2 separate regions of the Mus musculus genome follow, and region 2 is linked to region 1. Evidence: chromatin loops called from intact Hi-C (ENCODE). Cell type or tissue: left cerebral cortex. All regions are shown on one strand. Each heading gives the region's core, and the rest is flanking DNA. Links, peaks and the distances in the headings are about the cores only.

Region 1 (2,924 bases), core at 225-2,724:
GAACTCTGAATACATATTAACGTTCTATTCTTATTGCCATTAACCTATCACTTTAAGAGTTAAACTAGCAGAATTGGGAGTAGAGACACAAACCATATTTAAATGGTAACAGTGCAGCCGGGACTTGGTGGCACACAGGTCGATACAGAGAAACCCTGTCTTGAAAAAAACAAAAACAAAAACAAAAACAAAAACAAAAAAATGGTAACAGTGTTTCATCTGTGCTCATTTTCTATAAATTTATAGGAATTACAAAATTACAAGTCCTTTTTTTTTTTAACACAAGGTGGCTTAGACAATGTTTAGAGGGATTAATTATTCCTGTAAGGCAGTCTGGAAGAGAAAAAGCCAGACCAAACAAAGACGCTGTCGTCAGGGGAAACCTATGCTCAGGACCATAGAGAACTGAGTGTCCTGAGCCCTGATGCCTTTGGTTTGGTGTCAGAGCATGCCGGGCAGGTGGGAAATAAGGCTTGGAAACAGATGCTAGCAAGGCACTGTTAAGAGTGCTGCTAAGACCATTAGCATGTCAATGAAGGATTCCAAGCAGAGAAAGCCTGTCATAGAGAAGCAAATGTCTAGTCAGATGGCTTGACACAGCCAGCAGTGAGTCCTTTGTGTCCAGCAGTAAAGAAGGAGTGGAGGTAATTTGCAAGTTAAACATCAGTTTCGTCATCACAGTGTATCCTGTCCTGATAGTATCCCCTATGTTGGTCAGTGGAGAGAAGAAAGCAGAATTTCTTTCTTTCTTTTTTAAAATGTTATATTTTATTTATTTACTTTCCATCCTGCTCATGTCACTGCCCCCTCCTGGTTACTCCTTCCCACAATCCCTTCCCCATCACCCATCCCCATGTCCTCTGAGTGGGTGTGGGCTCCCTGTGTATCCTCTCACCCAGGCCTTTCAAATCTCAAGAAAGCAGAATTTCTTTATGGGAACTGAGTTGAGAATATGAAGGGAGAACACTATTTGTTCTTATTGCCCATCTTATCAGAAACAAGGAGGAACATTTTGGAGAAAGACACAGACACCTGTACAGAACTAGAGAATGGAGTAACAAAAAATTAAGGTTAAGTCTATGACAGCAAACCTATTACTAAATATGAAGAAATATAATCTGCATACTGGATCATGCAACTCCCACTCACAACCCTTCATATCTACCCAGAAAATCTGAGAGTCAAGTGCAAACTCCCACTCAATATCAAAGATCCCATCTGCCAATCATTTTTATATCTCACTCTCCTTGTAGAATTTACCACTGGGATCCCAGTCTTACAACATTTTTAAAAAGGAACAGAAACAAAGTAAAGCCAAGTTCCCAGTCTTCTGCCTGTTTGAAAGCTGTGCTTGGAGGCCGATCTTCCTTTACTTGAGCCCAAGTCTTACACTGTTATTCGGTAATATTTTAGGAGTATTTCACCATCACCCTGAAGCCTTCCCTGACTATACAGATAGTGCAAGCTGTTCAGTACACCTTTTTAAAAATGTGTTTCAGGTTTTTTTTTCCTATAAAGAATGAGTTTGCTTTCCCAGCATCCTCTGCAAATAAAGAATAAAGGTGAATGTGTGAGACACTTTTGACAGAATTGTATGGTGAAATTGTTGGAAGAATTTCTAAAAAAAAAAAAAAATCCACTCTACTGAACTCGACTAAAGCAGAAAGCTCACAAAGAGAGCTATGATTTCACAATAAGTCTGCTTCTGACATTCTGCTAGTTCATGATTGCTGTGACCTTGTGGGCCAGGCTCATCTGGGTAACTCTGAGGGAACCAAAGACACCACCTTTAGGTGTGAAGTCACCTTGTATGAAGTTTTGGGTCACATGAAATAATTGAATGCTTCCATTGTCTAACTTCCTAAGGACCATAGAAGTTATAAAAGACACTACTTAATATCTTCTCAATAAAGTAAATGTGACGATTTTTCTAACATCAAAGCCATTTTGGATAGGAACACCTGGCCTTTTCAGTCTACCATTACCAGATAGCAACTCTTCCTTAGAATCAAAGTCCAAGCATCTTTCTCACCCTGGATTGAAGAGCATAGGTCTGACCTCAGAAAGCAATTACTAACTCTTGTAAAATCTAATCTGGCCCAAGAAGAGCTACACAAGGCCAAGACAGCATCTCCTGATCACTTCAGTTGACATTAAATGCCATGTACTGATTTTCATAGTATTTCCCCTGAGAGAAATTATTAGTTTAATGAGAAATATGGGCTCTCATCTGCCTCTAAGGATTTGTGACACTTGGTCATATTATTTCTACCAACCTGGAACCTCTCACACATTAAATACTCAGAGGTCAAATGAAAATCTCCCTTTTATATTTTACGGTTCTTACTTAGAGATAGGCAAATGGGCTCAAGGAGAGTCACCAGTTCATCAACAACTGAGGAAACTCATATACATATGCAAGGTTCCAGGTCCCAAGGGGATGATAAATAGAACTGGTAAAAGAGGAGCAGGAAGATGGTTAACTATGGCAGTTTCTCATAATACATCCTTCTACTTTCAGTTACCTGTGGTCACAGAGACAAAAACTATTAAATAAAAAGTTTCAGAAATAAACTATTCATGAATATTGACCATTTACTATTCTTAGTAAATAGTAGCACCATTTACTAGTAAGTGTAATGTCATTTCATTTCATTCCATCTGAGATAGGTTATCTAGCATACCCACACTATATATAGCATTCACATGGTAATCATTGCATAGGCATCTGAGTTATCAAATCTATGTTGAGGGTCATTCACAGTCCTTATCTTCACATACATTTTATTTTATTTAATAATGGCCATAACATTAAAGAAACTGCAAAGGGAAAAATTTATAATTTTTAGCCTTCTTTGAATCTGTTTTCTGAATATATAGGAATAGAATGTGAGAGAAATGCTGATGCGAAGAGGAAACCTTAT
Region 2 (2,924 bases), core at 283-2,782, 69 kb after region 1:
TCCACCTAAGCTGGTCAGTTTCTTGCAAGGAATATCCTTTCAGGGATCTAGCATCAGAATTTTGCCAGATATTTCCAGGTGCATTTAAAGATGGGCTCAAGGACTGTCTTTCTTCACATCCCTACTGGCTATTCACAGCAATGTTGTCCCGTCAGGTTTACACACTAGAGCAGATTACACAGAAATGATGTTTACTCAGATTTAGCACTTTTTGTTCTTCTTTGACTAAATCAGGGGAGGCTGTAAACACTGTGGCCTCTTGACTATCACGGACAGAAGAAAGGATTACATCTCCCTATTTGTGGGCATGAAAGTTAAATCCAGGTGCAGACTGCAGGGTTACCTGGCAGCGGACAAGGACTGTGTGACACACAGGTTCACCTCAGAAGCCCTTCTATCCTTACCAACATTCCAATGTTACCAACAATGGAAAACAGAAGTGAGAAGCACAAGGAGTGAGTCAAAGTGGCAGAGTAGGTCAGAGCACTTCAACTTCATAGACACTTTACACTAAAGAATTATTTTAGGGCTCATCTACCCACTCATATTAAAGCACAGAGACCTGAGTTTCTGGAGGAGTAAATGACCTATTCAAGGTCACTGTGAGCCATAGAAGAGATTACTAGATCCTAGCACTAAGTTCCCATGTTACATTTTAGCATTCAAAGTTCCTTCAAATTTTCTTCTATAATCTTCAATGCACATAAGCTCATTTTTTTCTGCTATGCAAAGTGTCCACAAATTTCCTAGAATCTATAGATATGACTTTCTTCCCTGATGTCACGTCATCTCCGCACTCATAGGAACCATGGAGCAGTATGCTGCTGACATCCCAGAATCCTAGGACTTTATTATTTACTTCATGTATCACTTTCAAACCCTCCTATTCAGCTCACTGACACAGTGGTGATCCCTACAAAGATGTTTTTTCTTCTTGTTGATGACTAGAATTTTTCTCTATCCAATACCTTGTCCAGTATAAATAGCACACTTTGTTCAGAATGCCAACTTGACAATTGCCAAGAATATAAGCATCCAAGAGATTAAGATCTCAGTTCCAATCCTACACTTATAGTTCCACTTTCTACTGGAGTCTTTAAGAACGTGTCCTCATCTACCAAATGGGATAGCAGTAGTTCGTTTCCCATATTATTTTGTGTGAATTAATAATGCATGGTAAGAATAATACTCCCAGCATGACATTAAAGATTCAATAACTACTTGCTATTCTTTGATCACTTTTAGGGACATTTTACTTTGTCAATGCCATTGACATAATCAGATTCAAAATAAGAGGTCCAGACATTGAAAGTTGGGAGATCTTAAACATTTAAAATGAACTCCCTTCTACAGAAAGCAGGTCTGATTTAATGGGAGAATGTAGATACAAAAAGGAAGGGATCTAAAGAAAATGAGTTCAATCCCTCAAGAATTACCAATAGCAAAGCTAATAAGACTAATTAAAAAAAAAACAGAATGAAATAAGAAAAGATGACTTTAGTGACTAAGGATGCTAGACAATGTGTGCAGAGAATTATACTAAGGGTCCCTAACTAGGTGTTTGTATTTTTTGCAGCCATTAATACAATCAGCAACTCTGAGCCCAGGACCCAAGACATGGCAGGGAAGGTTTTGCCAGGCAGCATCCTCCCCTAGTGGTGGCTCCACACTCCCCACTAGTGGCAGGATTTGAGCCCCGATTTTGTGCACACAGCTGTTACCCCTCCCTAAAAAAAAAACAAAGTTGCGGTGAAAATCTAACCTAAGGGTCCAGAAGCAAATGCTAGACAGCAGGCGTAAAGGTTCAGAGGTGCAATGGCGCTGCCTTACAAGCTTGGGGAAGAGGTGAGCATAAATAACTCACACTGCCCACCCCCTCCTTGTGCTGCCACCAGCCCTCATTGCCAGCCAGCCTGGCCCTCTCCGAGCTCATTGTGCACTCCATGTTTACATGCAAACAGTCTAAGACCAACACAAATAAAAAGCCCACGTCTCCCTACACAGCTCCTGCTATACCCTGCCATCTGCTGAGTACCTCGCTAGCCAAATCCCTGTCGGGAGCTCTTGAGCTGCCAATGCAGGACTCTGGGGTGGGAAGAGGGGTGGGGGTGGGAACCCAGATCCCTGGGTGGGTACAAAAAAAGCTTAGTGCAGCCAAAGAGGTAAGTATCAGGCCATTCTAGGGGGCAGAAGTTCTCCAATCACCCAGCTCCCGGCTGCGCATTAGCACAAGGCTCCAAATGGAGAGAGTATCAGGGACTCTCAATCTTATTCTGTCCGAGGAGCTCAAAACTTCCAGCTCAGGATTCTGTTGACTTTTACTGAGGTAGTCATCCTCTTGAAAGCCAAAGTTTAAAATGGCACGAACTGCTAGCTCCAGAAATTTGCGGGCACCTCTATATCTAGCTGGCCCTGATCCTCACATATTTGATGAACTGGAAAGCTCTGGAGTTCTGACTGACAGTGGAGACACTACTCATAGGCCTGCACTCTTTCTCCCTCACTTGGATGAATATTCAAAAATCTTGAAGGGGAGATATGTCAGAATGGACGGAAAGGGGCATGATTGAAATAGGTGGAGATCACTTTTGTATATTGGGAGAGAACATACATACACAAACTCAAGCCTGAGGGAGCTTGGTGCTCCCAAGAACTCCACCTAGACCCTCTGTACCGACTTCCTCAGACGTGAGCTGCATGGGTGCACATAAAAAAACACTACTGTGAGTCTGTGTACATGAGTCTATGTGTCCTTTGCATGAGAGAGAGAGAGAGAGAGAGAGAGAGAGAGAGAGAGAGAGAGAGAGAGAGAGATTGATTGAGATTGAGCCATACTGCCACCGGAAGTCTCCCGGGAACCCACCAGTAGTTTTCCTGCTTTGCCTCCACTAGAAAGCTCCACATACTCATGTAACAACCAGTCA

What was found. A loop is a pair of places that touch in the nucleus more often than their neighbours do. Peaks named below come from ENCODE experiments on the same cell type or tissue, not always from the same donor. Only the 100,000 strongest peaks of a DNase experiment are listed, where the experiment ranks them.
Region 2: it touches region 1 in a loop (2.1-fold over the local background); 2 of 42 quality-filtered maps call a loop at or near these places.

Annotation. Positions count from the first base shown.
Region 1 is chr4:66,330,265-66,333,188 of GRCm38, forward strand. All of the region lies in intron 1 of Astn2 (astrotactin 2), which reads right to left. Among named protein-coding and RNA genes, the nearest start is that of Astn2, 73 kb to the right of the region's middle. In left cerebral cortex, for the core only: no CTCF peak of the experiment used is centred there; a DNase peak (open chromatin) is centred at 1,244.
Region 2 is chr4:66,399,589-66,402,512 of GRCm38, forward strand. All of the region lies in intron 1 of Astn2 (astrotactin 2), which reads right to left. Among named protein-coding and RNA genes, the nearest start is that of Astn2, 3.4 kb to the right of the region's middle. In left cerebral cortex, for the core only: a CTCF peak has its summit at 1,669; DNase peaks (open chromatin) are centred at 1,703, 1,912 and 2,383; H3K4me3 peaks cover 1,197 bases; H3K27ac peaks cover 388 bases.